2 separate regions of the Homo sapiens genome follow, and region 2 is linked to region 1. Evidence: chromatin loops called from intact Hi-C (ENCODE). Cell type or tissue: A673. All regions are shown on one strand. Each heading gives the region's core, and the rest is flanking DNA. Links, peaks and the distances in the headings are about the cores only. Region 1 has its middle 23 kb from the start of FSD1L. Region 2 overlaps FSD1L (fibronectin type III and SPRY domain containing 1 like).

Region 1 (16,905 bases), core at 5,765-13,764:
AAAAAAAAAAAAAGTACCATGATATCTTAGAGAAAAATTGGTTCTTCTACTTTCCTGAGCACCTACTATATGCCAGTATTCCTCTCAGGGAGGCTCACAGTTGAGGGATGGAGAGGGGATAGGTGTGGTCAGTGTAGCAATAGAAGTGTGTATAATGTGTCACAGTAGTTGGGGGTGGGGGCAACAATTCATTCCATTGGGGTGGGTCAAGGAATAAATTGAGGCCTAGGGGAAAAGTGTGATCTTCCAAATCCTCCACAGACATCGCCAGATCTGAAGTTCCCAGAAAAGAGACTGGTGTGTGCTAAGGCATAAAGGTGTGAAATAGCATTTGCGGCATATGCACTTGGAAAGCAGTAACCTCCAAATAATATGTTCTTATAAAGTGTGAGGCTGGAAATGATAAGAGATGAGGCCAAGGAGTCAGGCCACGTCTCACCCACCTGCCAAGAAGGTTAGATTTTATCCTGTAGGTGGTGAATAACCACAGAATAGTTTAAATTTAAGATTTGCTTTTTATCAGGTTGTTTGTCCCACTTGACTATCCATGCACAAAGTATAGAACCTCCTATTTATCTGACAGTGGTCAAAACTGAGTCAAAAGGCCTAAGATTATATCTATTAATTGAGAATTTCATGCAGATTAAACACAAAAAGTCCCAGTCCCTTTGGAAAGTAACTTAGCATTCTGGTAATTACATTTGACCTGTGTGCTGTAAAAGGTTTTGGTTTTGGTTTTAGTTTTAATGTAGATATTTAACAGAGCTGAATTTCTGTGCCTTTTATGTGTGAGCTGCTGCACTGCCTCCTCTCCTTGTCCTAACAGGGACTCACACACAGCATTCCCCTCACACAGACCCCAGAAAATCCCATCGGTGTCCTTACTGGGGCCAAACACTGAGCACTGGTTCCTAGAACCTGAGGCATGAAATAAACCAATTCATTGTTTTCTGCATAATTTCACATGCTTTTAAAATAATAAGTGATAATGGATACATTACCATGTTGCCTTTCACAACAGGGTAAGATGCTCACTTTGTGGTCGTACACATGATCAGGACCTTCCCTCATGGAAGAAGGATAAAGAAACCTTGTTTCACCCTCCTCCCTCCTGCTTGGTCTTCAGCCATACCATGCATGTCTTTATGCACTTATCATGGTCTGGTGGAAAAGCATGGAATTTGGAATCTGATGGACTTGAGTTTGGATCTTGCCCACCCCATCACCTTGCCAAGTTCCTTAACTTCTCTTTCTTTACCTGGCAAAAGGAGCTAATAATGCCTTCTCTTGAAGACTGAGTGAAAAGTGTGATTATATCCTGAAACCAGTGCCCAACACACAGCAGATTCTTAATAAATGCTAGTCCTTTCCATTCTTTTTCTATCTTGCCCTTGATATCAGTGAGCCATCAGAAGGCCAGGAAGCAGCCAGGCATGGTGGCTTATACCTGTAATCCCAGCTACTCAGGAGGCTGAAGCTGGAGGATCATTTGTAGTCAGGAGTTTGAGACCAGCCTGGGCAACATAGCAAGATCTCATCCCTACAAAAAAAAAAAAAAAAAAAACAATTTAATTAGCCAGGTATGGTGGCATGTGCCTATAGTCCCAGCTACTCAGAGGACTGAGGCAGGAGTTTTGCTTGAGCCCAGGAGTTTGAGGCTACAGTGAACTATGATTGTACCACTACAGTCCAGTCTAGCCAACAGAATGAGACTCTGTCTCTAAAAATAATGATAATAGGCTGGGTGCGGTGGCTCACGCCTGTAATCCCAGTACTCTGGGAGGCCGAGGCGGGCGGATCACCTGAGGTCAGGAGTTCAAGACCAGCCTGGCCATGGTGAAACTCCATCTCTACTAAAAATACAAAAAATTAGTCGGGTGTAGTGGTGCATGCCTGTAATCCCAGCTACTCTGGAGGCTGAGGCAGGAGAATCTCTTGAACCTGGGAAGCGGAGGTTGCAGCGAGCCGAGATTGCGCCATTGCACTCCAGCCTGGGCAACAAGAGCAAAACTCCGTCTCAAAAAAAAAAAAAAAAAAAAAGAAAGAAAGAAAAAGATAATTAGAAGTAAATAATTTTTAAAAGACCAGGAAGCTCACAGCCTTCAGTTCACACTGCAACAGTAGTAATTGGCCATTAGATCATGCTGTTCAGTGTTGTCCTATGGGGCTTACCTCTGGAACAGGTTAATTAAATAAAATCACACTTCTTAGCTTACAGATTTTCTGTCTTGATGTCTTTGTAAAGATTTTGAGCTGTTTTGGGTATGGAGTCTGACAGTCATTAACTAGCCCCCACCCTTCCCACTCCCCTGTTGTTCCAAGAGGACCCCAGTTCTGTCAATATTTGCTCACCACTAGATGTGGGCCACAACCCTGAAATGATTCCCAAAGCCAGGCCTTCCTGGCCTATGGGTTAAGCTGCCCCAGTTGCACAGATAAGCAGCTTGTGCCTGACTGGCCTGCCCCCAAATCAGGAGAGAATCTCTTAGCCACTCGTGCTGAAATGTGACTTTCTTATTAGCAGATATTGTCTAACAGACTGTGGATTCTTGCTCATTGGCCAAGTCAACAGCCTAAAGGACCTTACTCTCAAAAATTTAGGTAAAAGTTAATCTTTGACTTAGAGGGACAACATTTTTGGGGACAGTCTTCATTGCATGTAGTTTGCTCTGTTTGCACTCATCTACTCTTAATGTAACATCCTGGAAATGCCAAGATGTTGGCAGATTGTAACTGAACAAAATTTGGCAGTGAACTTGACAATCAAAATAGAGCCAAGTGACAAAAGTTTGAAAAGACACAAAAGAAAAAGATTTACAAGCTGAAGAACGCTAGAGTTAGCATAGAGACATATGGTTATAGAAAAAAATGCGAGTTTGCAAAGCTGTAGCACAGAACAGCACTAATATAAATGCCTGCTCAAATGTGGCTGCAAGACAAAGCTGGTGCCTGATATGGGGAGATAATGATGATCCTGAAATATTACCCTGCTGTATTTGTACTTGAAGGATTTTAAAGTATGTTCAAAGTAAATTTTATCTGTGTTTAATAAGCTCACAGGATAAGAAAGGAGATTGTGCCTTCATTGTAGTTTTATAAAGAGAGTATCTTTCAAGACATACACAAGACAGGAAAAGGAAAACCAGTCTTTGGAAAGACCATATGTTGCAATCTGAGAATTAGAAGGTTTGAACATCTATATTCCGAGAAGCCTCTTATTTGCTTTGGAACTCCCAACTTACAGGTATAGCCAACTGTTAATTATTAATACAAATTAATTTAGTAATTTCTACCTTCTACCTAGTTCAGAAGTTCTCTTAGAAGGCCATGTATTTCTAGCTGGGCGCGGTGGCCCACGCCTGTAATAATACCACTTTGGGAGGCCGAGGTGGGTGGATCACCTGAGGTCAGGAGTTCGAGACCAGCCTGACCAATATGATGAAACCTCATCTCTACTAAAAATACAAAAATTAGCCGGGCATGGTGGCATGTGCCTGTAATCCAGCTACTCTGGAGGCTGAGACAGGAGAATCACTTGAACCCGGGAGTCAGAGGTAGCAGTGAGCCGAGGTTGCACCATTGCACTCCAGCCTGGGCCATAATAGTGAAACTCTGTCTCAAAAAAAAAAAAAAAAAAAAAAAGAAGGCAATATGTTTCCATGCTGCCTGCTCTGAGAGTTGAGAGCAAAATCTGTTGCTTCCTACCTCCCATGCAGTGCTCCTTGCCCTGTCTTCTGGAACAGCAAGTGCCTATGCCGTTCAGCAGTTCTTCGAGCATTTGATTAGAGGAAGCATTTGATTAGAGTTCTCTTTTGTCTGCCATTATTCAGAACAAATGCATGGTCTCCAAGCCCTCCCCATCCAGGATCCCCGACCCTGACCCTAGCAGAATGCGCCCTATTGCCTTGCATCACCCCAAGGTTTTGGCAGGAACAGAGGAAAGAGGCCAAATGTCCTATTTTACTTCTTGTTAGAGTTCTAGAAAGACCAAGGCAGTGAAAACACTTGATTAAATAAAAGTCAGGAAAATTGGTGACTTTTTTTATTTACAAAATGTCGGCGTTCTCTTGGGCATGGGAAATTAAAGTTACAAACACTCTTTCCTTTGTCCCGGAGACATGTGCATGGTGAGGTAAAAGGGAGAGTTACAAAGACTCTTTTCTTTCACTGAGAATCATGCATCCCTTTTTAATATATCTCTTTCTTTTCTTTCAAATTAAAAATGTGCCAGAAAGTTGAGCTGATTATGAGTCAGTGCCAAGCTTATCCAAAATGGATGTTCTAGGCCGGGTATGGTGGCTCACGCCTGTAATCTCAGCACTTTCGGAGGCTGAAATGGGCAGATCACCTGAGGTTGGGAGTTCAAGACCAGCCTGACCAACAGGCAGAAACCCCCTCTCTACTAAAAATACAAAATTAGCCGGGCGTGGTGACACATGCCTGTAATCACAGCTACTCGGGAGGCTAAGGCAGGAGAATCACTTGAACCCGGGAGGCGGAGGTTGCAGTGAGCTGAGATCGCACCATTGCACTCCAGCCTGGGCAACAAGAGTGAAACTCCATCTCAAAAAAAAAAAAAAAAAAAAAAAAAAAAGGATGGTCTAGATAGACGTGCTGTTGTGTTGCTTTGATGTCCTACTGAGTTAAGCACTGCAAGAGTCCATTCAGAAAGACACAGATATATAGCATAATTTTGATAAATAAAAACAATTCAGAAAATGTTGAATAAAGTAACAAATATCCAGAGTTCCATAGGTTTAACCGTATCATATATTTTTAAAAGGCAGGTGTTAAGCGTTTTAAAAACTATTTCACCTTAAAATTATTTATTTTCCTTATAAAACAATACCTGGAAGTGGTTCCTCTGGTTTTCAAATATATGATGTGATAAATGGAATGCATTAATATTTTATGAATTAGATGTGCTGGAATGGCATACATTGCTCCTGGAACAGCTATCATTTACTGAACACTTTTTCTCCTTTTGCCTAGTAAGCAAAAGCCACTGTGCTAAGGGCTTTCTAGGCATTATCTTTAAATCCTTGTAAGAATCATGAGACAGAGAGTGGTTCCCATTTTAAAGTTGAGATCACAATGACTCAGAAACTTAAGTTATATTACTAGAGGTCAGAGAGCCTCTGGCAAGTTATTCAACTAAGCATTAGAGCCACCGTCATTAAAAGAGTTCTGGATTACAGGAGTTTATATAGTAACCCACATTCAGAGAATAGAGCAGCGACACTCATAATCCAATCTTGCATTAGGTTCACAAGACTTCAGAAATCTCTTTTTTTTTTTTTTTTTTTTGAGACAGAGTTTCCATCTGTCGCCCAGGTAGGCAGAGTGCAGTGGCGCGATCTCGGCTCACTGCAAGCTCCGCTTCCTGGGTTCACGCCATTCTCCTGCCTCAGCCTCCCGAGTAGCTGGGACTACAGGTGCCTACCACGGCGCCCGGCTAATTTTTTGTATTTTTAGTAGAGGCGGGGTTTCACCGTGTTAGCCAGGATAGTCTCAATCTCCTGACCTCTTGATCCACCCGCCTCGGCCTCCCAAAGTGCTGGGATTACAGGCGTGAGCCACCGCGCCCAGCCAGGAATCTGCTTTGAATTCCTTCAGCACACTGGTGCATTGTCAGTATTTTTCAGTCTTGCACAGGCCTAACTTTTCCAGTAAGTTCGGACCTCTGGTAGAAGTGACTACAGTACTGAGCATACTCAAGTGTTTCACTGAGTGCCAGTTGAGAGAGGTGACAGCGTTAGGTTGGACTCTCCTACCTGAGTGATGACAATAAGGAAGTCCACCAACTTCCTTTTTATCCTCAAGGTCAGAGTTACATCTAGCAACTTAGGTACTCAAGCCAAGTAGTTAGAAATTTCCCCTTAAATCAGCAGGGTGGAAGCTGGTCCCTCTGTACTGCACAGAAAGGGGCCCTCATGATCTCATGATGCAGGACTCCTGCCCTGACCTTGGGCCTCCTGCTCCATCCTTTTTTTTTTTTTTTTTTTTTTTTTTGAGACAGAGTCTTACTCTGTAGCCAGGCTGGAGTGAAGTGGCACCATCTCGGCTCACTGCAACCTCTGCATCCCGGGTTCAAGCAATTCTCCTGCCTCAGCCTCCTGAGTAGCTGGAACTACAGGCGCGTGCCACCACACCTAGCTAATTTTTGTATTTTTAGTAGAGACGGGGTTTCACCATGTTGGCCAGGATGGTCTTGATCTCTTAAACTGGTGATCTGTCCCTTCAGCCTCCCAAAGTGCTGGGATTACAGGTGTGAGCCACTGTGCCCAGCCCCATCCTTTATCAGCGGCCATGAGACAGATCCCTGGATAGGACAGACCTACCTCATATGCTGGAGAATTGCTGTGGCCATTTGGCTAATTAGAGGGCCAAATTTGCATTGTAAAATGGTACCCACTAAATTATAATTCCCTGGGGGCAAAGCCTATTTTCAGTGTCCTACTTCTGGTTTGCGTGAAGTTGAACATTTTTTCTTACAAACTCTCAGTGGCACCACCAATTTAAATAAAGAGGGAATTTTAGCTTATCTTGTCTGGTGTCCAGAATCAAACAAGTTTGTGGGTAGAATATCCAAGTCACTCATGTTAAAAACTCTAGAGTTCTCCATTACACTTCCTTCTCCCCGATCATCTCCTAACCCCTAGCAAGGAGCAAAGTTAGATTTATGTCAGGCCCTGTGTGGGACATAGTAGGTACTTATTGAATGAACAAAGGAAAACTGGGACGGAAGGAAAGAGGGAGGGAGACAGAATTTGAGTGTTTGAAATCTACTCTTATGTTAACAGTGTGAGGAAACAGCTCTTTTGAAAGTCATTTGGAAACGTGTATTAAAAATCTCAAGAATGGGCCAGGCGTGGTGGCTCACGCCTGTAATCTCAACACTTTGGGAGGCCAGGGTGGGCGGATCACCTGAGGTCGGGTGGGCGGATCACCTGAGGTCAGGAGTTCGAGATCAGCCTGACCAACATGGTGAAACCCTGTCTCTACTAAAAATACAAAAATTAGGCGGGTATGGTGGCACATGTCTGTAATCCCAGCTGGTCCAGGAGGCTGAGGCAGGGAGAATCACTTAAACCCAGGAGATGAAGGTTGCAGTGAGCCGAGATTGCCCCATTGCACTCCAGCCTGGGCAACAGAGCGAGGCTCGGTCTCATAAAATAAAATAAAATAAAATCTCAAGAATGTGCACATTTTTATCCAGCAATTCTGTGTTTAGAAATTAAGGACATGTGAAAAGATTTTGCTGCAAATCAGACTATTGTTCCTTGTTATAAAATATTGCAGCCAACCTGAATACCCAACAATAGAGAATCAGGTGAATGAATTATAATACATCTAAACCGCTTCTTCCTCTAACCTTTCATATCTCAGTAAATAGTAACACTGTTAAACCAGTTGTTCAAGCTGGTAACCTAGAATCATTAAATTTCCCTTTCTTTCAACTTGTCATTTTGAGTCTTGCCATTTTCCAAAATATACAAGGAGTCATCTTATAGATGTATTAACTTATGAGAGCAATAGATGTCATCAAGCCTAAAAGCCAATCTATCAAGAAAATCTGAATGCTTTTAAGGGTTTACTCACCATGGATATAGAAGGAAACATTGTTCAAGTAACCAGGTAAGTGGGTGTTGATTCCAACATCATGGAAGATGAAATTAAATTAATTGAGAGCCATAGGGAAATATGGACAAGGAAAAATTAAAAATAATAATATAGGGCTGCATACATAAAACACATATGTACAGTATTGTACTTTATGGATGATTTAAGAGATTTTTCAGAGTTAATTTTGATTAGATGCAATCAGTACAATCTTTAGATCCTGAACACCAGGCTCCCTGCTCTTGCCCTCCTCTCTCTGGTCCTCTTCCATGGGGCAAGGAGTCCACCATGGGATTAAGGGGACAGGCCCACCCTAAGCCTAATACCACTCTCCAGAATCCTAGTACCCTAGAACTCCCTCCCAAGACAAGGCCTGTATGAGTTTCTTCTCCAGATACTTCTTCCTAAGGATGGATACTGGCTGTGATTGTAGCAGGAGATGTGGCTGGAGCTTGCCCTTGTGGGCTCAGGTGTCCACAGGTAAGCGTGAGCAGCCCCTCCTAGTGTGGGCTGGGGCGAGGAGTGGGAAGAGAATGGGAGCAGAGTCTTCCATTTGTCCTCTTGCCTCAGACCTCACTAATGTTAGTAGTCATCCTGAATGCAATGTTTACTGCTAACTAGTCATACTAACTAACTTTCTCAGTCCCATATAGGATATGATCCCATTAGATCTCAACTTCAACTATTATATCAACAATGGTGATAAATAATTAGTATTTTAAAAGATAAGCAAAAATAAGAAAATTGGTTGGGTACAGTGTCTCACGCCTGTAATCCCAGCACTTTGGGAGGCCAAGGCAGGCGGATCACTTGAGGTCGGGAGTTCAAGACCAGCCTGGCCAACAAGGTGAAACCCCATCTCTACCAAAAGTACAAAAATTAGCCAGGCGTGATGGTGCACACCTGTAGTCTCAGATACTTGGGAGGCTGAGGCAGGAGAATTGCTTGAACCCAAGAGGTGGAGGTTGCAGTGAGCCGAGGTCAGACCATTGCACACTCCAGCCTGGGCAACAGAGTAAGACTCCATCTCAAAAAAAAAAAAAAGAAAAGAAAGAAAGAAAGAAAACTAACTACACTCACATTTTGTTAACTTAAATAACCATGGTAACACCTCACAGATTTTTAAACACATATATTTGGAATATATGGTAAATATGTATGTAGTATATATTCATATTTTAAAAACAAAAATGATTGTATTACCATAAAACCTACTTTTTTCACTTAAAGTTATATCATGTACAACATTCTATGTCAGTAATACCCATCGAACACACTATTTTTGGTGACTAAATGGCATTCCATTATATAGATTCCTTAATGCACACATACTATTGTACTACACAGTACTAAGCTTTGACATATACATTGTTAAACATGGTGCATACAGTTTGAAGGGGGAAACAGGTATTAACCAAACAGGAAAAAATACCTGAGCATAATTTGTGATGAAATGTCGTAAAGGAAAAGAACAAAATACTATGAGAGAAAATAATAGAGGTACATAATGTAGTTGCGGAAAGATCTGTTTGAGGGAAATAAGTTTGGTCTTGAAGGATGACGAATTTGGCATGTAAAAAGCTGAGGAAGAACATTCTAGGCAGAGAGAACTGTATATTTGGGGCCAGGTGTAGTGGCTCACGCCTGTAATCTCAGCACTTTGGGAGGTCGAGGCGGGCAGATCACCTGAGGTCAGGAGTTCGAAACCAACCTGGCCAACATGGTGAAACCCCGTCTCTACTAAAAATACAAAAATTAGCCGGGCGTGATGGCGGGTGCCTGTAATCCCAGCTACTTGGGAGGCTGAGGCAAGAGAATCGCTTGAACCTGGGTGGCAGAGGTTGCAGTGAGCCGAGATCATGCCACTGCACTCCAGCCTGGGCGGCAGAGCAAGACTCTGTCAAAAAACAAACAAACAAACAAAAAACCCTGTATATTTGGGAGCCTTGAGGCAGAAAATTCTTACTGGAAAGATGGTCACTGGGACTCGTAATCAGCAAGGCTGGGACAGATGAAGCTGGAGAGCTTCCACGCCATGCAAGGTGTTTTGCATTTTCAATCTGTGTAAGTAACATGATCTGATTTATATCTTAGAAAGCTTACTCTGCCTGTTCTGTGTAGGAGAATGGGTTGGGGCTCTGATGTAAGATGAAAGACTAGTTAGATGAGTATTTCAGTAGTCCAAAGGAGATGATGGGGACATATAGGAGAATATTTGTGTAATTTGGCCTTTCTATATAAACCATTTAATACTTCAAAATAAAATCTCAAATTTTCTGGGCTATATAATGCATTACTAATTCCACTAGGTGGCAATGGCATAGTTGTGAAGCAACACTGGAGAATGTCCTGGGGTTACTCAGTGCACTGCATTATTTCTAAGGTTATATTTTTTCAATGTTTGACCCTTGATTTACATTGACATTTACATTCCCTTTAAGTTCCAAAAATGTAATATATTTTACAGTTCTTGTTTTAAAATTATAATTTCAATAACTCCCTTGACTGGGAGAATGTGAAGGTCTTTGCCCACACATTTTTGGTTCCCCACTATTTCTTTGCATCTACTTAAAAAATAACAATAATGAAATAATATCAATTGCTATTTCTTGAGCAGCTTTTAGGAGTGAGTTATCATGCTGAGTATTTATATACATTACCTCATTTACTCATGCAGAGTAGATGTATTTCTTCTCATTTATAGACAAGAAAACAGAGACTAGGGAAGATTGGTAATTTGCCCAAATATTATCTGCCAGAACCTGAATTCAAGCCCAGTCTCTATAAACAAATTATTAAGTGGATAAATTGGTAAATAAGCAAATAAATGAGTAAGTAAACAGGATGATTATACACAGGTGAATTGAATAAATTGCTCATTATAGATAAAATATTAGTTACAACCAAGTAAAAAATATAACCCAAAATATGCAAGCATGACAAAATAATATTCTCATGACCCAAAGGTAAAGACAAGATACATATTAAATAATTCCTATCTTCTGTTTTTCCTTTTCCTTTTTTTTTTTTTCCTCGAGACAAAATCTTGCTTTGTTGCCCAGGCTGGAGTACAGTGGTGCGATCATGGCTCCCTCCAACCTCCGCCTCCTAGGCTCAAGCAGTTCTCCCATCTCAGCCTCTGGAGTAGCTGGGACTACAGGCCCACCGCGCTCAGCTAATTTTTTGTATTTTTTAGTAGAGGCAGTGTTTCACCATGTTAGCCAGGCTAGTCTTGAACTCCTGAGCTCAAGCGATCTACTCGCCTTGGCCTCCCAAAGTGCTGAGATTAAAGGCGTGAGCCACTGCACCTGGCCTATCTTCTCTTTCCCTTAACATATTAGAATTTCCCAATGGTGTTAAAACTTCCTTGAAAGCAGGACCAAGTTATAATATTCTTTCATTTGAATGTACTATATTCTATTCAATAATTCTCCTATAATTGAATTCAGCAATTTCCTCTCAAAATTAAGGGATTATTAATAATGCTATAATGATCATCTTTGTATAGAAATATGATGTCTTTAACTTATTTTTTTATAGAGACAGAGGTCTCACTACGTTGCTCAGGCTGGTCTCAAACTCCTGGGCTCAAGCAAGTCTCCTGCCTCAGCCTCCCAAAATGCCAGGATTCAGGGGTGAGCCACTGCACCCGGCCTCAGAAATATGATTTTTAATAGTGGAAGTATATTCCCTTTTATTAAACTTTTATTTATAATCTTTTTATTATAGAGATATCTTTGCCACCCTGCTAATTCTTTCCTTTAGATAGACTTCTGGAAAGGGAATTACTACATCAAGTGGTGAAGGCACTCTATGAATGTTGATACATATTGCCAAATTGCTCTCCAGAAAGGCTCTACCAATCCTTTGTACTAAAGTCTATGAATGTCACCATTTTCCACATCCGGCAGATACTCATATCATCATTCTTATCACCCTTAATAATAACGGCAAAAGATGACAGCCCTTTGTTATTTTAATTTGTATTTTTTAGTAATTTATTAGTCCTTTATGTTTCCTCTTCCGTAAATTCTGTATTCATGTCCTTTGCCATTTTGTTATTGAGATGTCACCATTTTTCCTACTGTTGAATAAAAGATTTTTATGTATTAGGGATACTAGTACTTTTTCGGTCATATTAGTAGCAAATCTTTTTCCTTCTTTGTAGTTTGTCTTTTAATTTTGCTGGTGATAATTTTACCTATAATCTATACGATGTAAATTTTTGATAATTTCCTTAAGCCCCCAAATCAGTAAATTTATTGATAATTCCCTTACGCCCCCAAATCAGTTAAATAGTTACCTATATTTTCTATTTTTAAAAAATTATTTTCTTTTATAAATTAAGATACAATTTATATTCTATTTTTAATGGTTTCCTTTCACTTTTTATACTTATTAATAGCTAGAAATAATTTTGTGATATAATATGGAGTCAGGCCCATTTGTTATGCAATTTATTCCTTCCCCCATCAACTTGTGTGGATATTTTGTCACATGGAGTAGATCTATGATATTCTAAGAAGTATAGTTGTTCAGAGTTTAGACTCTGTGATCAACCACATCTGGGTTCAGATCCTAGCTCTGCCATCTTTTTGGTCCTGGGCAAGTTACTTAGCCCATCTAATTCTCAGTTTCCCCATCTGTAAAAGACTGATTGTTGGGAGGATTCCATTATCCTGAGTATGCAGAACAGTCAGCATGGGCTGTGCTACCTAGGAAACATTTAGTACAGTATGCATTCACTACTAGAATTATGACTATGATATCGATGAAGTTATTCATAACTTTTTTTTTTGAGATGGAGTCTCGTTCCCATTGCGCAGGCTGGAGGGCAGTGGCGCAATCTCGGCGCCCTACAGCCTCCGCCTCCTGGGTTTAAGCGATTCTCCTGCCTCACCCTCTGGAGTTGTAGTAGCTGGGACTACAGGCACGCGCCACCACGCCCAGCTAATTTTTGTATTTTTAGTAGAGTCAGGGTTTCACCATGTTGGCCAGGATGGTCTCGATCTCCTGACCTCGTGATCCGCCTGCCTTAGCCTCCCAGAGTGCTGGGATTACAGGCATGAGCCACCACACCCGGCCGGTTATTCATAACTTTAATAAATTCGGATATTCTTGAATGGTGCAGGAATACTCACTTCAAACTTTTAATGAGTTACTGGGCATATGGTCAAAAAATAAAACAAAGCTGCATTCACATCTCCACAGTGGCTGTTTCCTTGTCTCACTCACAGGTAAGTGATACGCTTCCACATCCACAGGGCACACAATTCGTATCTTGCCTTAAAAGGAAGAACTGAAAGGATATAAAACCAGATTATCTCAAAGGTTAGAGTGATTTAGGAGTAGGGCTTTTCTGTATTACTTTAATCTTTTTGGTTTGTTTTCGTTTTTGTTTTGAGACGAGGTCTGGCTCTGTCATCCAGGCTGGAGTGCAGTGGCACGATCACAGCTCACCGCAACCTCCGCCTTCTTGGCTCAAGCCATCCTCCCACCTCAGCCTCCCGAGTAGCTGGGACTACAAGTATGTGCCACCGTGCCTGGCTAATTTTTGAATTTTCTGTAGAGACAAGGTTTTGCCATGTTGTGCAGGCTGCTCTCAAACTCCTGGGCTCAAGCTATCCTCCTGCGTTGACCTCTCAAAGTGCTGAGATTATAGGCATGCACCACAACACCTGGCCCTTCTGTATTACCTTAATTTTTGACAGTAATTATGCCTACTGAGGGGAAAACAATAAAGATGTACCCTTGGAAAAAGTGCTTACCTCAATGAAGTTACAGATTAATCATCATCCAAGATTTAGAATTTATTGCAAATAGTAAAAACATTAACACTTAAATCTTCAAATACGGAGAAGCCTTTTAGGAACCATTTCAAGGTATGCAGAAATTTGGTGTGATCTCAATTTTATTTAAATCTTCTTTCATATTTCTTTATGCATGTGTATACCTTAATTATAGGTTGTAAAATTACAAGTATATATATATATTTTGAGACAGGGTCTCATTTTGTTGCTCAGGCTGGAGTGCAGTGGCATGATTACAGCTCACCACAGCTTTGACCCTTCCAGGCTCCTCCTGCCTCAGTGATCCTCCTGCCTCAGCCCCCTGAGTAGCTGGGACTACAGGCATGTGCCGCCAATGCCCGGCGAATTTTTAAATTTTTTGTAGAGACATGGTCCCTCTATGTCTCCAGCTCCTTGGCTCAAGCAATCCTCTTCCCTTGGCTTCCCCGTGCCTGAATTACAGGCATGAGCCACCACGCCTGGCCTAATTATAGTTCTTATGATGTGGAGCTCAATCATCTATTACTAAATTATTTCATAGTTATTTTCTTTCTCTTTTTTAAAAAATTAAGATATCATTAACATATCATAACACTGACCATTTTAAAGTGTTTACTTCATGGTTTTTGGCAAATGCACAAAGCTGTGCAACTAAGACCACCACGTGACTCTAGAACATTTCATTGGCCCAAAGAGAAACTCCATGCCTTTTAGCATTCAGTGCCTATTCCCCTCACCCAGCCCCTGGAAACCACTATTCTACTTTATTTTGCTGTGGATTTGCCTATTTTGGATTCACGTGAAAGAAATTATACAATATGTAGAATTATTTTTGTCAGCTTTTCACTTAGCATGTTTTCAAGTTTCAATAATGTTGTAGCATATACCAATATTTCATCTCTTTTTATGGCTGAATAATGTTCTGATGTGTGATATATTATATTTCGTTCATTTATTCATCAGTTAATGGATACTTAGGTTGGATTTGCACCTTTTCGCTATTCTGAATAATGCTGCTATGAGCATTCGTACACAAGTTTTTGTGCGGACATACGTTTTCAATTTTTTTGGTTATATACATAGGAGTGGAATTCCTAGGTCATATGGTAATCCTGTATTTAACTTTTTGAGGAATGCCAAATTGATTTACACAGCAGCTGCCCCATTTTACATTCCCACCAGCAATGTATGAGGGTTCCAATTTTTCTACATCCTCGACAAGTGTAAGTTTCCATCTTTTTGATTATAGACATCCAGTGAGTGTGAAGTTGTATCTCAGTGTGGTTTTGTTTTGCATTTTCCTTATGACTAATGATGTTAAGCACCTTTTCATACATTCATATGATGAAGTCAAATTATCTGTCTTTTCCTTGGTTGCTTGTTCTTTTGCTATCATGACCCAGAAATCATTGTTTAATCCAAGGTCATACATATTTAGCCTTAAGTTTATCTTCTGAGAGTTGTATAGTTTTAGCTCATACATTTAGGTCATTGATCTATTTTGAATTAATTTTTTATATGTCATATATGGAGTATATGTAGGTGTATATGTATGATATATTTGTAGATGTCCAACTTTCTTCTTTTGCATGTGGATATCCAGTTGTCCCATTTGGACAACAACTATTTTTTTCCAAATGAATGGTCTTGATATCGTGTCAATGTCCAAATCAATTGGCCATAGATATGTAGGTTTATTTCTAGATTTGCAATTCTATTCCATTGGTCTATAGGTCTTAGTTGAGCTCTTGATAAACACTGGCATGAGATGAGTATATTTCATTCTCTAACAAGTGCCTGGAGTATAGCTGAACACTAACTGGCCCATGCTGCTTACCTGTCAGCTGACGTGAGTAAGAGATTGACAGCCTCCTCTGAGACATGAGGATCATAAAAAGGGCATGCGCCTGAAAATAGTTTGTACCTCTGATCAGCTCCAAGAGTCTCCATAGAGACAAAAAGACAAATAAGGTCCAAATTCCAGTCCATATAGCTTGGCTAAAATAATCTGAAGCCTAGTAATTTTTAGGCGGGTATAACTCATACACCCATCTCAGCACCCTCAAAATCACCTGATAAATATTTATGGAGTCCCTGTTCTGTGCTGTGTACAACAAAGCAGCTTTAATTTGAGGATTTTATTTCCTGGCATTCTTCCAACAAACTACTTGCAGCAAAGTTGCCAAAGACAGTAAGCTGATTGTATGAAGGTATCATTATTTATTTATTCATTGAGACAGGGTCTCACTCTGTTGCCCAGGCTTTAGTGCAGTGGCGCAATCTTGGCTCACTGCAACCTCTGCTTCCTGGGTTCAGCAATTCTTGTGCCTCAGCTTCCTGAGTAACTGGGATTACAGGCATGCGCCAGCACTCCTGGCTAATTTTTTTATTTTTAGTAGAGACGGAGTTTCACCATTTTGGCCAGGCTCGTCTCGAGCTCCTGACCTCAAGTGATCTGCCCACCTCAGGCTCTCAAACCGTTGGGATTACAGGGGTGAGCCACAGCATCTGGCCTGAAGTTACCATTGTTATAGGCCAAAAACAGTTGAATGGTGGCTCTTATTTTTGAAAAGTTGATTTATAGCCCTTCTCTTTGTCAATAATTAGCCAGTAGGCCAATTGTCTCTTCAAGCCACTCCTTGCTAAAGGTAATACAACCTTATCATTTGTGTATAACGGAATGTTTGGTCCTTCTGTTTTGCTTTGTTGAAGGTAGGAGTGGCAAGATATCTGCAGGATTGCATTAAATTTATCCAAAATGATATTAGGTTAACATGCAAGTTGTAAAGAAGGGAAGCAGAGACAATTATTCCCTGGGCCTGGAAGCTTCATCCTTCTGCCTTTAGGGACCAAAGCTTTGTTGCCATATGGTCTGCCATAACAATCCAAGATTGATCCCTTTCTTCCTGTTTACTGGTGCCAGAGATCCTAGAATAGCAAGGTATAGTTTGTGTCTGGTAATGTTTAATCTTGATGACAGCTGGCACAAGAAACATAACCCTGAACCTTGGAACAAAGATGGTTTTCTGCTCAGTGCAAGTACTATTGCAGCGTTATTACAGCAAGCTCAGAAAGACAGCCAGACTTCTGAATTACATTATTCCTTTTTAAGTTGCTAAAATTGAGGCTGAGGCAGGAGAGTTGTTTGAGGCTTCCATTTGACACTGTAAAAAATAAGAACTTCAGTTCATCAAAAGACACCATTAAAAGAGAGAAAAGGCAAGCCACAGACTAAAAAAGGATATTTGCAAAGTACATATTTGGTAAAGGACTCCAAACTAAAATTTATAAAAACTTTTACAAATCGCCGGGCGTGGTGGCTTACTCCTGTAATCCTAGCACTTTGGGAGGCCGAAGCGGGGTGGATCACCTGAGGCCAGGAGTTCAAGACCAGCCTGGCCAACATGGAGAAACCCTGTCTCTACTAAAAATACAAAAATTAGCCGGGTATGGTAGTGTGCGCCTGTAATCCCAGCTACTCGGGAGGCTGAGG
Region 2 (16,271 bases), core at 4,311-12,310, 110 kb after region 1:
TGTGTTCATTTTTGTATAGTTACCAATATTTGCTGTTGAATAACTTGGGTGGAGGAAGATTAATGTGCAGTCAATTTATGAATTGGTGACTTGATGAATTGGGTAATATTTGGTGACCTCTGCACTCATTTTTTCTGGGAGAATGTACTTTCATTTCAGATAATGTCACATGAACTTTTGGAGAATAACTGTCAACCACAGGAAGTTCTTTTATTATATAGGTGTTCTGGAGACCTAAAAGCTTTTTTGTTATAATTTATATACCGTGTTGAAACAATTTTACTTTCGCCCTCTTCCTTTTCATGTCTTCTTTTAATGTTGCATCTAAAACATTGTTTTTTCACACCTCTTTTTAAGAAAAGCAACAGCATGGTTTCTTTCATGAAATGTTTCCAGAAGCCTGATCCAAAAAGAGAAAAGTATAGCTGGTTAAAGGAGGGAGGAAGCCCTAAATCTGGCTTCTTCCCAGAGTACCTCTGTGGCATCTGTGGATTCCCTTGAGTTCAGCACATGGTTTAAACACCATTGATTTCAAGAGTCTTTGCCCCTCACAAGATCAGGAAAATAGAGCTGCATGTACTATTTTTTTAAACTTTGAGGCAAATGTAATGTTATCTTTTCTCCTGAGCTTAAGATAAAGCTTTTGAAAACATACAGACCTTTTGTGATCGGGCTTTTAACATTCTCTATCAGCTTGTATAAAATGAATCAGAAAGAAAATTATGATACAGTTCTTTTTTCCTGAGTTATCAGTTGACAATGTTTGCAGTTTTACTTTCTTACTATACTAGTTAATGACTCTTACAAGTATTGTATAAGATCAGCTTAGAATACATGTTCATCTCAAACCTTGAAGAAGTGAAAACATATATTTTTGGTATTCAGAATAAAAAGTATAAATGTTTAATAATTTTTATTTGTTTCTATCCTTCATTTTGGAGATCTCAACAACTATTCTGGAATTTTCCCCCCTCACGTTCTGTTTTGCTGTCCCCGTACCCAATAGCAAGAAACTACTGCCTACCTTAGCACAAGTTTCACAGAAATTTTAATCTACCTATCCACATTCAGCTTTGCTCATGCTATCTGTTCAAACAGAACTTATAGTCAGTTTTTAGTTGTCTTTTTAAAGAAACATCTTTACACAAAGGACCTTTGAAATCCCTTGGGAAGAATTAAACTAAGTCATGTGAGTGTTGTAGTTCTAGACTTACACTTTTGCTACTTAATATTATACACTAAAAAGGAGACAGTTGAAGTGGTCCTGAGTTCTTTGAAATTGTCTAATAAGTCTGATTTCTGACAGCAAGACATTTAAATAATGCAGAATGAAGTCACTGAGTCATATGAAATGAATCATATGAAATGACTTTAAGTTTTATCTGTATTCTTGCTTTGCCATCAGGGATTTCTAGTCTAGTATTGGTAGCTTATATTAAAATCTACTCAGTTGATCTTTTCTTAGGAAGAAAATTTCTAGTGCTATGTTAGAAAAAAGTGTTTTTATTTCTAACTAGTGGTGAGAATATAGTTATCCCCATATCCCCCAAATACTTTTAGGATAATCTTGACCAAAAAATCTTTTGTTAAATGCAGTAATTCAATATAATTAAAATGTTTTTGAAAACATCTTTGGGACTGAATCTGTTTTGAGTTTTTGAATGTTAGTAAACATCCCAATACTCCAGTTTTCCATATATCATATAATTTGATATAAGAGGAAGTCAAGGTGGATCTTGTCTATTTGAGTAGGAGAAATGCTTGATAATACTTGATATTATCCTGTGCAAGGATTTGGATAATTGCCATTTCCATCTTTTTTTTTTTTTTTTTTTTTTTTGAGATGGCGTCTAGCCCTGTTGCCCAGGCTGGAGTGCAGTGGCGCCATCTCGGCTCACTACAACCTCTGCTTCCTGGGTTCAGGCAATTCTCCTGCCTCAGCCTCCCGAGTAGCTGGGATTACAGGCACCCACAACCACACCCAGCTAATTTTTGTATTTTTAGTAGAAACGGGGTTTCACTGTGTTGCCCAGGCTGGTCTCGAACTCCAGACTTCGAGATCCGCCTGTCTTGGCCTCTCAAATTGCTGAGATTAGAAGCATGAGCCACCGCGTGCAGCCCCCCCGTCCCTTTTTTTTTAAGACAGAGTTTTGCTCTTGTTGCCTAGGCTGGAGTGCAATGGTGCAATCATGGCTCACCCGCAACCTCTGACTCCTGGGTTCAAGCGATTCTCCTGCCTCAGCCTCCCGAGTAGCTGGGATTACAGGCATGTGCCACCACGCCCTACTAATTTTGTATTTTTAGTAGAGATGGGGTTTCTCCACGTTAGTCAGGCTCGTCTCGAACTCCCGACCTCAGGTGATCCTCCTGCCTTGGCGCCTCCCAAAGTGCTGGGATTACAGGTGTGAGCCACCGTGCCTGGCCGCCATTTCTATTTTTAAGAAGGTAAGATTCAGAGCAAAAATACTCACTGCTTATAAAAAGAGTTATTTAGTCAGGATTATAAGAAGAAACCTATTTTTGCCTTCATTTAACTGCAAAAAAATGTAAGCTGTAACTCATTATCTTTCTTGAGTTCTTTTTTTTCTTTAGTAAATCTTGTCACATTTTAGCATTGTTTCTTATTTCAGCCGTGTATTCTTTGTATAAGCCTTGCTCAGTCTGCATGCCATTAGTGTTTTCAGCCTGCTTTGTATTGATAGCTTCTTACATTTCAGTGTTTATAATTGACAGCGCTCTTTAATTAACTAGTTCAGATCAAATTGAATGGTGTTATTTCTATAACATAATTAGAAATCTTTTCAGAGGTTCCTTCCATGATTTCTAGTTTTAGTTTATGAAACATTTACAGTATAAAATATTTGTTTTTCTTTTTTCTTTTTGTTTATATAGAAGTGGTACACCATCCCCAAAACGAACATCTGTAGGCTCCAGGCCACCAGCAGTAAGAGGCAGTAGAGATCGTTTTACTGGAGAATCATACACAGTGCTGGGTAGGACAAAACATAATTGTTTTTCATTATCTCAGATTAAAGGCATCACAATCACACTGGTGGACTTTCCACTCAAAGTGACTGCCTGTATATTGAATAAATCTTTGCAAGAAATTTCTCCCAATTGAAGCCTAATTACTTTGGGGAGTTTTCAGATTGTCTTATTATTATTGATACTTTTAAAACTCTACTTCAGCTTACGTAGTGTTCCCACATCTTTATATATAAGCCGGGAGGGGGGATAGTAAGGAAGAAAACCTCTGAAGCGTTTTATATTCAAGAATAGTACTAAACGTAAAGGTAAAGTTAGAGCAGGTACTCAGCATTTAATGTCTGTGTGTTAACATGATTATTCTTATAGGAAAAGTACTTGAATAAAAATTTTTGTGTCTTTTTTTGGGACGAGTGGTAGGTAAAACTGTGTGACTCATAAGGAAGAGATGAGTCAAATCTACCTTTCTGATCTTTTGTAGGAGACACTGCTATTGAAAGTGGACAACATTATTGGGAGGTCAAGGCCCAGAAGGATTGTAAATCCTACAGTGTGGGAGTAGCATACAAAACGTTGGGGAAATTTGACCAATTGGGAAAGACAAACACTAGTTGGTGTATCCATGTCAACAACTGGCTACAAAACACATTTGCAGCAAAGCATAATAATAAAGTCAAAGCTTTGGATGTTACTGTTCCTGAAAAAATAGGTGTATTTTGTGATTTTGATGGGGGTAAGTTTATTTTCTCGTAGGTTATTTCATCATAGTTGCTTGCATTTCAGTACCTTTCACTGGTAATCATCTATACAGGATTTCCATTAGTATTGTGGGAAGGACATTTTGATCAGGTAGGCTTTTGATTGCAATCATAATCTCAATTCTAGAATTGACTGGAATGGTATATGTGATGTCTGCCTGGAGCCCTATAAAAGCACTCATTTATAATATACTAAGTCTGAAAGATTTTGCTAATTTTAGTCTTCAGCACTAACATTTCTTCTGTCCATTTTAATTCCTTCCTTACCATGTTTTATTACCTACCTCTAAAGAGTGATAGTCAAAATTTTCTAGTTGAAGTAGATCTTAGAAATTACCCAACCCAGGATGAATACCCCATTTTACATGATGTGATTATTACACATTGCATGCCTATATGAAAGCATCTCATATACTGCGTAAACATACACACCTACTATGTACCTACAAAAATTAAAAAAAAATTCAAGAAGATACCAGAGCCATATTTTCTACTATCCTAGTAAACATAAGCTATACAGCAAATATTTACTGTGCCAAACCGCATCACACTTGAAACGAATGGAATGTTCTTAATTTTCAAGTTGCTGTCTTTAAAAATATTCTTCAGAATGACTCATGATATCTTTAGAGGGGCCAAAGGGGTTTCCCCTCAATATCAGAATTTCTTTACTTACAAAATTATTAACACAGTGTAGTCTAATCCAAAAAAGAAAAGAAATTACTCCATCTGCCACACAGTATACAGTTCTTAGTACACTATCTCTGCAGGTAGTTGCCACTTATGTGCCTGAAGAACTTTTAATGTGAAGTTTACTGTCTTAGAAAGCAGCCTGTTTCATTGTTGGACAGCTCTTGGTTAGAAGATTTTTCTTAAGTTGACTCACATTGTTTCCCTTAAATTTTCCCATCTGAATAAACACAGAATTACGTTTCCTCACTCATGTTCACACGATAATCCTTTATTAAAAACTTTCTTGCCCTGTTTTTCCAGACCATATATTCTGTTATTAGCTGCCCCTGTTAAAATTTAATTTTTCCAAGTCTTTATAATCTCCTATGGCTGTCTAGTATGTCAGTGTTTTTCTTAAAGGTTGGTCTTAGAGTGGAACACATGACCTCTGACCAGCAAAGGACAGTAATTTGGCTATGCTATTTCTAATAGTATGACTTAGCACTGCTGATCAATATTGAGCTTGTAGCTACCCTAATCCATTAGATCTTTTTTCACGGCATTATGTCAAATTGTCTTTTTCTTTTGTTAGGCAGTTTATGGTTTTGGTTTTTTTTGTTTTGTTTTGTTTTGTTTTTGAGACAGAGTCTTACTCTGTTGTCCAGGCTGGAGTGCAGTGGCTCAGTCTCAGCTCACTGCAACCTCTGCCTCCCATGTTCAAGCGACTCTCCTGCCTCAGCCTCCTGAGTTAGCTGGGATTACAGGTGCATGCCACCACGCCTGGCTAATTTTTGTATTTTTAGTAGAGACGGGGTTTCACCATGCTGGCCAGGCTGGTCTCAAACTCCTGACCTCAAGTGATCCACCTGGCTGGGCCTCCCAAAGTGCAGGGATTACTGCCATGAGCCACCACACCCAGCCAGTTTATGGTTTTTAAAAATAACTCAATGTTATATGTAATGCAAATGAAGACTATTACATTTACCCTTTTTTAGTTTCATCTTAATAGATTTGGCCCAAATTTCCCGTCTTAAAATTATCTAAAAATTTACTTGATATTTATATTTTGAAAAAATTTTAAAGCTCATTGAATTAGTTATTTCATAAGCATATTCTCTACAGTCATCTAATGTATAATAATTTTGAAGATGACATAATATTGAACTAAAGTAATTCCCTAGATGTTTTTTCTCCAAGTTGACACTTAAGCTAATACCAAATTTTATTATTTTAGTAATATTGTGCCCAAATAATTCCGTGAGCTGTCAGTTAATTTACTCAAAAAAGGAGAAAAAGTAATTTTGGCTTGATTTATTTTTAGTGATGACATGTTAGCTTTGCTGTGTTTTTTGTTTTTTAACTTATTCACCTTGAATCAGTTAAATCATTTTCCTCAGGATAAATGGCAAATTTATTAGCACACATTTTTTTTTCAACTACCAAGACAACATTTGCTTCTTCTCTCTCCTTTCCCATACTCTGTGAGTCCATAAAGGTAGTAGTGAGATACAGTTTTTAGTCTAGAACATAACGTATGGCAAGGGGAAGTTGTACTGTGGAATAGGATCAGATTCTGAGAGCCTTGAAAAATAATAATGGACTGGTCTTCAGTAGTGGGGAGGGGTGGTTCTGCATGTTTTAGAACACTATAGTCATAAGATAATTGAGTTTTAGAAATATTAGAGAGTCAGTGGTTAAAGATGGAAGAGATCGAAAGCATAGCAAGCATAAGACTTTTCGGGAAGCAGTCTTCAAGTGGTGTAGAGCAGGACTGAGTCTCTTGTTAGCTATTAAGCCCTTATTGCCTGGCTAGTGCTTTTCACATAGAAAGCCCTTAATAAGTGTTGAGTAACTGGCAACAAGCATCTGAGCAGTGGAGAATTAAGAATGGATTTGACAGTGTAGAAGTAGAATTCATAGGACTTAGTAACTAAATACAGATCAGCTGAGGACAGACAGTTGAAGATGACTTTGAGGTTCCAGCCAGTGTGATCAAGAGGATGACAGTGTCAACAGGATAGGGAACATAGAGTTTTGGGGGGAAATGAAATGCCAGCAGGATAATCATGTGGCATGTTTAGCAAGCATTTTGAAATTCAGTGCTAGAATTCAGCAGTTAAGTAGAGCTGACATTAAATATTTGAGACAGCATTACAGAATTGCTATGGAAGATTGTACAGGACAATATATTTAAGCATTACTATTCTGCTGTTTACTAACTTTGTGATCATATGTACCGTTATGCTGTTTACCAACTTCGAGATCAAAGTACTGGGTACTTTACATACATTACCTCAAAATATTAAACAATCTACATAATAATGTGCATAAATATTAGTTTATTTTATCTTCCTCTTTGGTGGCAGTTGATTTATTAAGGAAGCATTATATAAAGAAAAGAGAGCATGGACAAAGTGGCTACATTTAGAACAGGAAGAAAAGGAGGAGATGGTGAAGTTATCCCCAGGGTTATGATACAAACCAAGGGAATGGTCATCAGAGAAGAGTTTCAAGAAGTGATAACAGCTGTAAGGAGGCCATTTGGTTGGCCAGTTTAGGAGGTCAGACAGACAGTTTTTTTTAGGGCATGATCCTATTGAAGGATATACTGTGAGGTGATTTTAAAAATTAACAAAGCAGGTCAGGCATAGTGGCTCATGCTTGTAATCCTAGCACTTTGGGAGACTGAGGTGGAGGATTGCTTGAGCTCAGGAGTTCAAGCCCAGCTTATACAAAATAGCAAGACCCCGCCTCTGTTAAAAAAATTAACAAAATTGAAGCAGTGATAGATATATTGTGATTTTAGAGACTGGAGTATCAGTATCGCATCAGGTAGATAGAAGACAAGGTTTAATAGAGTAAACCTTAAATGGTGATTAGAATTTGGGCAGAGAGGCTGGTTATAGGAAAAATAAGGAGGAAGAAATGGCCTTGGTTTACACTGGGCTAATGAAACCATTTGTTAAATAATGATCAAATAAGGAAATAGTTTGTATTAAATAAGTCGAATCGTGCTAGATTATAGAGGTATTATAGAGGTCTTGAAAACCAGGGGAAGAAAATTGGATTGGGCTTTTCCTTAAGCATTTGTCCTTCTGATTTTCAAGTGAGAATAATTAATCCAGTCCTCATACAAAAATTAATGCCAACTTATATATTATTACTTTTTGCATGATTATGCGTTAGAATTAATTAAATGTTACAATTTTTTGTATAATAAATTAGGCTTTTTTTCCTTCTTTTTTAGGTCAACTTTCATTCTATGATGCAAATTCTAAACAGTTGCTATATTCCTTTAAGACAAAATTTACTCAGCCAGTACTACCTGGTTTCATGGTTAGTATGTTTTATATCTTATATATACCTAACATATTTTACTTGGTTGGCAACTTTAAGGAGAATATTCTATACTGTATATTTGGAGAAGGAGAATATTTTGTTTTTTCTTCATATTCTCCTCCATTTCCCCAATTCACCCTCTCCCAAATCTGTGATTGTTTTTATATATTTTTGGTATATTTTATTGAAGTTTATGTTAATACATGAAGTACACAAATCATGTAGTTTGATGAGTTTTTATAGGACTGCACTCATGTGTAACTAGCACTTAGAACATTACGAGAACCTCAGAAGCCCCCTCTAGTGCCCATTTCCAGTCCCTAATGGCCCTTCTCCAGTGTTAGCACTGTATTGACTTTTAATACCCTAAATTTACTTCCTTTTCAGTTTTATATAAACAGAATCATACAGTATCTTTTTGACTCAACATTATGCTTGTGAGATTAATCCATATTCTATGTGGTTATAGTTCATTCATTCTCATAGCTGTATAGTTTTCCATTCTGTGACTATATCAATTGATTTATAAATTTTAATTTAGTTGGATATGTGGGTGGTTTCCATTTGGGGGCTATACAAATAGAACTGCTATGAATACTTTTGTTCATATCTTTTGATAAATGTATGTGTATATTTCCATTGAGTATATACCTATGATTGGGGTTGCTAGATCATATCGTATATGTATAATCAACTGTAAAATTGCCGGTTTTCTGAAATGGTTGGTTATGCTAATTTACAACTAGCAGTATGTAAGAATTTGAGTTCCTTCAAATCCTTGTCAACACTTAGTATTATCTTTTAAAAAATTTTTTGTCCTTCTAGTGGATGATATATTACATTTTGGTTTTAATTTGCATTTCCTTGATTACTAGTGCTGTTGAGCACCTTTTTATATATTTGTTGACTATTTGGGTATATGCTTTTGTGAACTGGCTATTCAGATCTTTTGCTTGTATTTCTATTAGGTTGTCTTCGTGTTTCTTATGGGTTAATTTGTAGGCTCTTCTTCACTCTGGCTTTCCTTTTTCCTTATTGGTATTGTTTGATAAACAAAAGTTAATTTTGTTCAGTTTATCAATTTTTTCATTTACAGTTAGCACTTTTTGTGTTCTGTTTAAGAAATCAGTATGCACCCCCAAGGTCATGAAAATATTCTTCTAAAAGCTTTACCTTGTACATTTAGATATAGACTGCATTTACAATGCAAGTACAATGTAGAATTGATGTGTTTGGTATGAAGTAAGGATCTAGATACGTTCTTTAATTCCCCATGGATATCCAGTTATTCCAGGACCATTTATTGACAAGATCATAGTGCAGTGTCATCTTTGTACAAAATATTAGATGACTGTCTTTGTGTGCTATGCTGAATATATGTATGCACACCACATAGCAATTACATCCTGTGTAATTGCAGGTCTACTCAATTTCAGGCTGAAAAGAAAAATTTGTTTCTCTGCACAAAATAAAACATGGTTTTGAATTTATTTAAGCAAATGTTATTGCTTTTTCCAACTCATAACCTTCTGCATCTTTTCATAGGTTAGGTTCCCGTGGGGAGTTGTGGGATCCAGTTAAAGTTACCATTACTTTGGCTAGAGCTTTTCTTAAATTTGGAGGCTACCTCTATAAGTCAAGATGGTATATTTCAAATGGAATATTTTGCATGTATATTCTTCTGTCATCACCCCTAACTGTAACTTCTCAACTATAAGGAGAAAGTTTTCAGAGTAAGAGTGGGTTGAAAATACAGTGCTTTTAAATCTCATTATCCATAGTAATTATTTATTCCAGATACTTTAATCTCTTAAGTTTAAAACAATGCTAATAACCAGGACACCTATTTTTACATTAAAAGTAAGTGATTAGTGACTAAAGTTATTGCTCATGGAAACATAAAGATACTGGAAGGGAGGGTTGTTTCTTTTTCCTTTTTTTTTTTTTTTTAACTTTGTACAAACCTCTGCCATATTACGCATTTTTGGCTATTTTTCCAAACTGGTCCATCAAGGATGAGTTGTTTACCATGTGGAATGCAGAAAAATTTTTTCCAAGACTTAGGTGTGCTTTTATAAATAGTAGATTTACTTTTAATTTGAATCTATCTCATGTATGTATGTACTGAGTTTATTGTTTTTCATTCCAAATAATACTCTAATTATATTAGTATATGTCATAAGATACTGCAAGAAATTATTTTAAGCTTGTTAAAATTTTTTTTCCTTCATTGAAGGCTTGCTTTTATTAAGTACGTTAATGCCTATTAAATGTTTTGTGTACAAGATTAATTTTTAAGTCAGTTTTATTGAATTTATAGTATGGTGCAGTTCTGTGGTTTTTAGCAAATGCCTGCAGTTGTATAACCACCACCATAATCAAGATATAGAACATTTCCATCACCCTAGAAAATTCCTTTGTGTTCTTTTATAGTGGACCGTTCCACACAACCAGCCCTAGCTATCAGTAACCAGTTCGTAGGCCCTATAGTTGTACCTTTTCCAGAACATCGTATAAATAGAATTGTATGGTATGTAGCCTTTCGATTCCGTACCATGCTGCATTTGAAATTCATCCATGTTGTTGTGGTGTCAGTATTCTCCTTTTTTTCATTGCTGAGTAGTGTTTCATATATGTATGTATCACAGTTTATTCATTCATTCACCAGTTGAAAGACACTTGGGTTTTTCCCAGTTTGGGGCAGTTATGAATAAAATCACTATAAGCATTTACATATGGGATTTTCCCTTGGGTAAATACCTAAGAGCAGTAATAGAGTAGCTGTATCACATTGAAAGTGTATGTTTAACTTCATGGGGAACTACCAAAATGTTTTCCAAAGTGGCTGTACCATTTTTTGCCTTCCTATCAGTGATATGAGAGTTGGTCATATCCTTGCCATTATTTGATATTACCAGATTTTTTGTTGTTGTTAAGCCATTTTAATAGGTGTGTAGTGGTATGTCATTGTGTTTTTATTTGTAGTTTCCTAATGACAAATGATGTTTCATGTCCTTATTTGCCATTCATATAATTTATTTCAAGTATCTGTTAAAATTATTTGCTTACTTTTTAGGACTTAATTGTTTTCTTATTTTTTTATTTTACTTTATTTTTAAGACAGGGTCTCGCTCTGTCACCCAGGCTAGAGTACAGTGGTGCGATCACAGCTCACTGCAGTCACAACTGCCTGGGCTCAAGTGATCCTCCCACCTTAGCCTCCCGAGTAGCTGGGATTACAGGTGCCCACCACCATACCCGGCTATTTAAAAAATGTTTCTTGTACAGATGGAGTTTTGCTATATTGCCCAGGCTGGTCTCAAAGTCCTGGGCTCAAATGATCCACCAGCCTTGGCCCCCCAAAATCCTGGGATTACAGGCATGAGCCACTGCCTGGTTTTCCTGTTTTTAAGAGTTCTTTATAAGTTTGGATGTGAATCCTTTGTCAGATATATGCTTTGCAAATATTTTCTCCTGGTTATGGTTTGCATTTTCATTTTCTGAACATTTCAGAGAGAAGTTTTTCATTTTGTTATGAAGTCCAATTTGGTAATTTTTTTCCCTATTATGGGTAATGCTTTGCTTAACTCAAGGTCACAAAGGTTTTATGTTTTCTTCTTGATTTCCCTTTGCATCTTCATGTTAGATATTTTGAGTAAATATTTTTCTAAATCATTTAAATAATTTCCAAAAAATAATATAGTAGTTTTATAATCAGAAAGTTGCTTTTGTATTTTGGGAGTTATCATTACTGAGCCTGTTAGTTTTGAAAATTTATAATGTTAATTATATAATTACAAATTTCACAGTTCAGTAGATTCTTTGGTATAATAATCTAGTTACTTAGTAGATATTGAACACTTAAGGGTATAATTGAAGGTGATGATACTTAAACAACTTCTAGAATTTCCCTTGCTTTAAGCTTGTGTCTACTATTAATATATACGGTAGTTGATGATAGTGTCAATGATCTGTATTTTCATATTTTAATTCTTTTGACTGTGTCCCAAATCTTATGTCTCACTTTATTGAATTATAGCTGCTCTGTTCACAAGCAGTTTTAATTTTATTTTATTTTTTGTTTTTATTTTTATTATACTTTAAGTTCTAGGGTACATGTGCACAACGTGCAGGTTTGTTATATATGTATACATGTGCCATGTTGGTGTGCTGCACCCATTAACTCGTCATTTACCTTAGGTATATCTCCTAATGCTATCCCTCTCCCCTCCCCCAACCCCACAACAGGCCCCGGTGTGTGATGTTCCCCTTCCTGTGTCCATGTGTTTTCATTGTTCAGTTCCCACCTATGAGTGAGAACATGTGGTGTTTGGTTTTTGTCCCTGCGATAGTTTGCTGAGAATGATGGTTTCCAGCTTCATCCATGTCCCTACAAAGGACATGAACTCATCCTTTTTTATGGCTGCATAGTATTCCCTGGTGTATATGTGCCACATTTTCTTAATCCAGTCTATCATTGATGGACATTTGGGTTGGTTCCAAGTCTTTGCTATTGTGAATAGTGCCGCAATAAACATACATGTGCATGTGTCTTTATAGCAGCATGACTTATAATCCTTTGGGTATACACCCAGTAATGGGATGGCTGGGTCAAATGGTATTTCTAGTTCTAGATCCCTGAGGAATCGCCACACTGTCTTCCACAATGGTTGAACCAGTTTACTCTCCCACCAACAGTGTAAAAGTGTTCCTGTTTCTCCACATCCTCTCCAGCACCTGTTGTTTCCTGACTTTTTAATGATCGCCATTCTAACTGGTGTGAGATGGTATCTCATTGTAGTTTTGATTTACATTTCTCTGATGGCCAGTGATGATGAGCATTTTTTCATGTGTCTGTTGGCTGCATAAATGTCTTTTGAGAAGTGTCTGTCCATATCCTTTGCCCACTTTTTGATGGGGTTGTTTTTTTCTTGTAAATTTGTTTGAGTTCTTTGTAGATTCTGGATATTAGCCCTTTGTCAGATGAGTAGATTGCAAAATTTTTCTCCCATTCTGTAGGTTGCCTGTTCACTCTGATGGTAGTTTCTTTTGCTATGCAGAAGCTCTTCAGTTTAATTAGCTCCCATTTGTCAATTTTGTCTTTTGTTGCCATTGCTTTTGGTGTTTCAGACATGAAGTCCTTGCCCATGCCTATGTCCTGAATGGTATTGCCTTGGTTTTCTTCTAGGGTTTTTATGGTTTTAGGTCTAACATTTAAGTCTTTAATCCATCTTGAATTAATTTTTGTATAAGGTGTAAGGAAGGGATCCAGTTTCAGCTTTCTACATATGGCTAGCCAGTTTTCCCAGCACCATTTGTTAAATAGGGAATCCTTTCCCCATTTCTTGTTTTTGTCAGGTTTGTCAAAGATCAGATGGTTGTTGATGTGTGGTATTATTTCTGAGGGCTCTGTTCTGTTCCATTGGTCTATATCTCTGTTTTGGTACCAGTACCATGCTGTTTTGGTTCCTGTAGCCTTGTAGTATAGTTTGAAGTCAGGTAGCGTGATGCCTCCAGCTTTGTTCTTTTTCCTTAGGATTGTCTTGGCAATGTGGGCTCTTTTTTGGTTCCATATTAACTTTAAAGTAGTTTTTTCCCATTCTGTGAAGAAAGTCAGTGGTAGCTTGATGGGGATGGCATTAAATCTATAAATTACCTTGGGCAGTATGACCATTTTCACGATATTGATTCTTCCTATCCATGAGCATGGAATGTTCTTCCATTTGTTTGTGTCCTCTTTTATTTCATTGAGCAGTGGTTTGTAGTTCTCCTTGAAGAGGTCTTTCACATCCCGTGTAAGTTGGATTCCTAGGTATTTTATTCTCTTTGAAGCAATTGTGAATGGGAGTTCACTCATGATTTGGCTCTCTGTTTGTTATTGGTGTATAGGAATGCTTGTGATTTTTGCACATTGATTTTGTATCCTGAGACTTTGCTGAAGTTGCTTATCAGCTTAAGGAGATTTTGGGCTGAGACAATGGGGTTTTCTAGATATACAATCATGTCATCTGCAAACAGGGACAATTTGACTTCCTCTTTTCCTAACTGAATACCCTTTATTTCTTTCTCCTGCCTGATTGCTCTGGCCAGAACTTCCAACACTATGTTGAATAGGAGTGGTGAGAGAGGGCATCCCTGTCTTGTGCCAGTTTTCAAAGTGAATGCTTCCAGTTTTTGCCCATTCAGTATGATATTGGCTGTGGGTTTGTCATAAATAGCTCTTATTATTTTGAGATATGTACCGTCAATACCTAATTTATTGAGAGTTTTTAGCATGAAGGGCTGTCGAATTTTGGTAAAGGCCTTTTCTGCATCTATTGAGATAATCATGTGGTTTTTGTCTTTGGTTCTGTTTATATGCTGGATTACGTTTATTGGTTTGCGTATGTTGAACCAGCCTAAGCAAAGCAGTTTTATCTTTCACAAAGTCATTCACATTTATGATAAGTAATAGAACATGGGAAGTACATCTGGATATTGGGATTTGCATTTTTGTCAGGAGTCCTTCTTAAATAATTATATAAGAGTTCTTATAGTTAACACGGTAAGGAAGAAAACAGTGGATTTTACTGTTAACTGAGGGGTGTTAGATTTTTATAGTCTCAGGCCATATCTCATTATCAAAACCAAAAGCATAAGTGGGAAGTAAGTTGGTGCTTTGTATGCTTCCCTTGGTTGTGAAAATTAGCATCAGTAATGATAGGTAATACCTTTTGCCTAGATTAAGCCAATGAAGTTTCTCAATTTCTGCACCCCTGAGTTCCTTCTCTTGGGTGCAGCTTCAGTTGGTTCTGCTACCACCAAGACCTCCTCTGGCCTCTGTGGTTCTAAAATAATTCTGATTTAGTCTTTCCATTTCCCCTCAGCTGAAATATGACAGTTAATGTGTTTGAGAATGATTGATGTTCATATGTGTGGCATTTTGCCTTTGAAATGGAAATTTAAAAATCACTGAAATTCTAGTTTGATTTGCAATCTGACAGGTTTTTTTGTCTTTTCTTAGGTATGGTGTGGTGGACTTTCTTTGAGTACTGGGATGCAGGTTCCAAGTGCTGTGAGAACACTTCAGAAAAGTGAAAATGGAATGACTGGTTCAGCTAGCAGCCTGAACAATGTTGTTACTCAATAGTGTCTACTCAGAATACGTTTACCCTCCGTCTTGATTAGGTGGCCTTTTCTGTGCAGTTACTAATCACAGGAATTTGGTAGTAGTGAAAATCAGGTTTGCTGTGTTCTGCTTTGAGGCCTGGAATCTTTTATCATTAAACACCTAGTACGAAGCATTTGCAGGAACCTACTGTGCAGTATCATAGAAGCAAGCAGATACCAAGCAAAAAACTGATGATTGAAGAGTAAATGGGGGAAAAGGCAGTGTTTAATTAACATAAAAACTCATTTTTGTATTTCTTGGATTACTTTGACTATTCTAATGTTTAATTACATATGGTAACCCTAAGGCCTGGGGAGAAAAGCTTTTAAATCTTGCCTTCTTTCTTCTGTACTTTGTCTTTTTAAAATCTCATTACTATCTATTATTTAGTTCTAACACAGAAGCTTTAAAAATACATAGTCATCCAAGGTTTTCTAAAAATTGAAATCATATGTTGGGAATGGTAAAAAGGTTTTCAAATGGTTTATTTTTCCTCTTTTATAAATAAGTTTTACAAAATTTTCCTCTTTTGTTTATTGACTAGATTGTATATAATTTTCTTTTTTCCAAAATATTGTGATAAGAAATTTCTAGACACAACAGCTTAAAATCACCCAAATTTCAGTTCTTTACCTACTGCACTAACAATGGCAAGGGGGGTATTCTTTATATGTTGCCTTGTTTAACTACAGTTCTTTTCATTCCATCACTTTAGGTGATGGGTAAGATTTTTGAAAGCCTTATATTTTTTGATTTTGTTGTCTAGTTTAATCCTACCTTTAATAGTTGTGTTTGGTAAAATTCCCACTTGAATGTGACACTGATAATAATTATGCTGATTTTTAGCATCTCTTATAGGAATCAAAGTTTATTAAAGTTACATAGAGGATTGAAAAATGTATATCACTCAATTTTTATCTAAGAAGGATAGGTTATAAAGGGAGGTACCTAAATACTCAAATAATGTATATATTCTTTTTCATAACATATGGAATGCTTTAAGCAATTGTTTTGAAAAAAATCTGCGTATCTTTGACTTAATTGGCACATGACTTTTTCAAGCAGCCATTCATTCAGAGGTTTGTTTTCTCTCAGTCCTTTTGCTACATTCACTTTCTTTTCAAAGAAATGTTAATTATTACAAAAATTGACATAGATATCTTTCCCAAACTTGGGGTAAAACCCATGGTTATGTGGAACATAACTGTTCTTAAAAAGTCAATTATAATTTGTAACTCACATCCTTTGAGCTAAACTAAATTAAAATTACAGTATTTAATAATTCTTTGGGCATTTTTAAGAGGTCTGAATTTGTATTTTTCTTCATTTTTGAAACTTTACATTTGTTGACTTTTTTTCATTCTCAT

Evidence for each region. Peaks named below come from ENCODE experiments on the same cell type or tissue, not always from the same donor. Only the 100,000 strongest peaks of a DNase experiment are listed, where the experiment ranks them.
Region 2: it touches region 1 in a loop (2.2-fold over the local background); 11 of 110 quality-filtered maps call a loop at or near these places.

What each region holds. Positions count from the first base shown.
Region 1 is chr9:105,416,296-105,433,200 of GRCh38, forward strand. It overlaps a transcript of SLC44A1 not described here. Among named protein-coding and RNA genes, the nearest start is that of FSD1L, 23 kb to the right of the region's middle. In A673, for the core only: a CTCF peak has its summit at 9,924 (motif pointing right); no DNase peak of the experiment used is centred there.
Region 2 is chr9:105,531,601-105,547,871 of GRCh38, forward strand. FSD1L (fibronectin type III and SPRY domain containing 1 like) reads left to right here. Exons shown (of 14, transcript NM_001145313.3): 11 at 2,893-2,993; 12 at 3,467-3,718; 13 at 7,663-7,751; 14 at 14,758-16,271. The coding sequence ends at 14,883. Among named protein-coding and RNA genes, the nearest start is that of FKTN, 18 kb to the right of the region's middle. In A673, for the core only: a CTCF peak has its summit at 8,075 (motif pointing left); no DNase peak of the experiment used is centred there.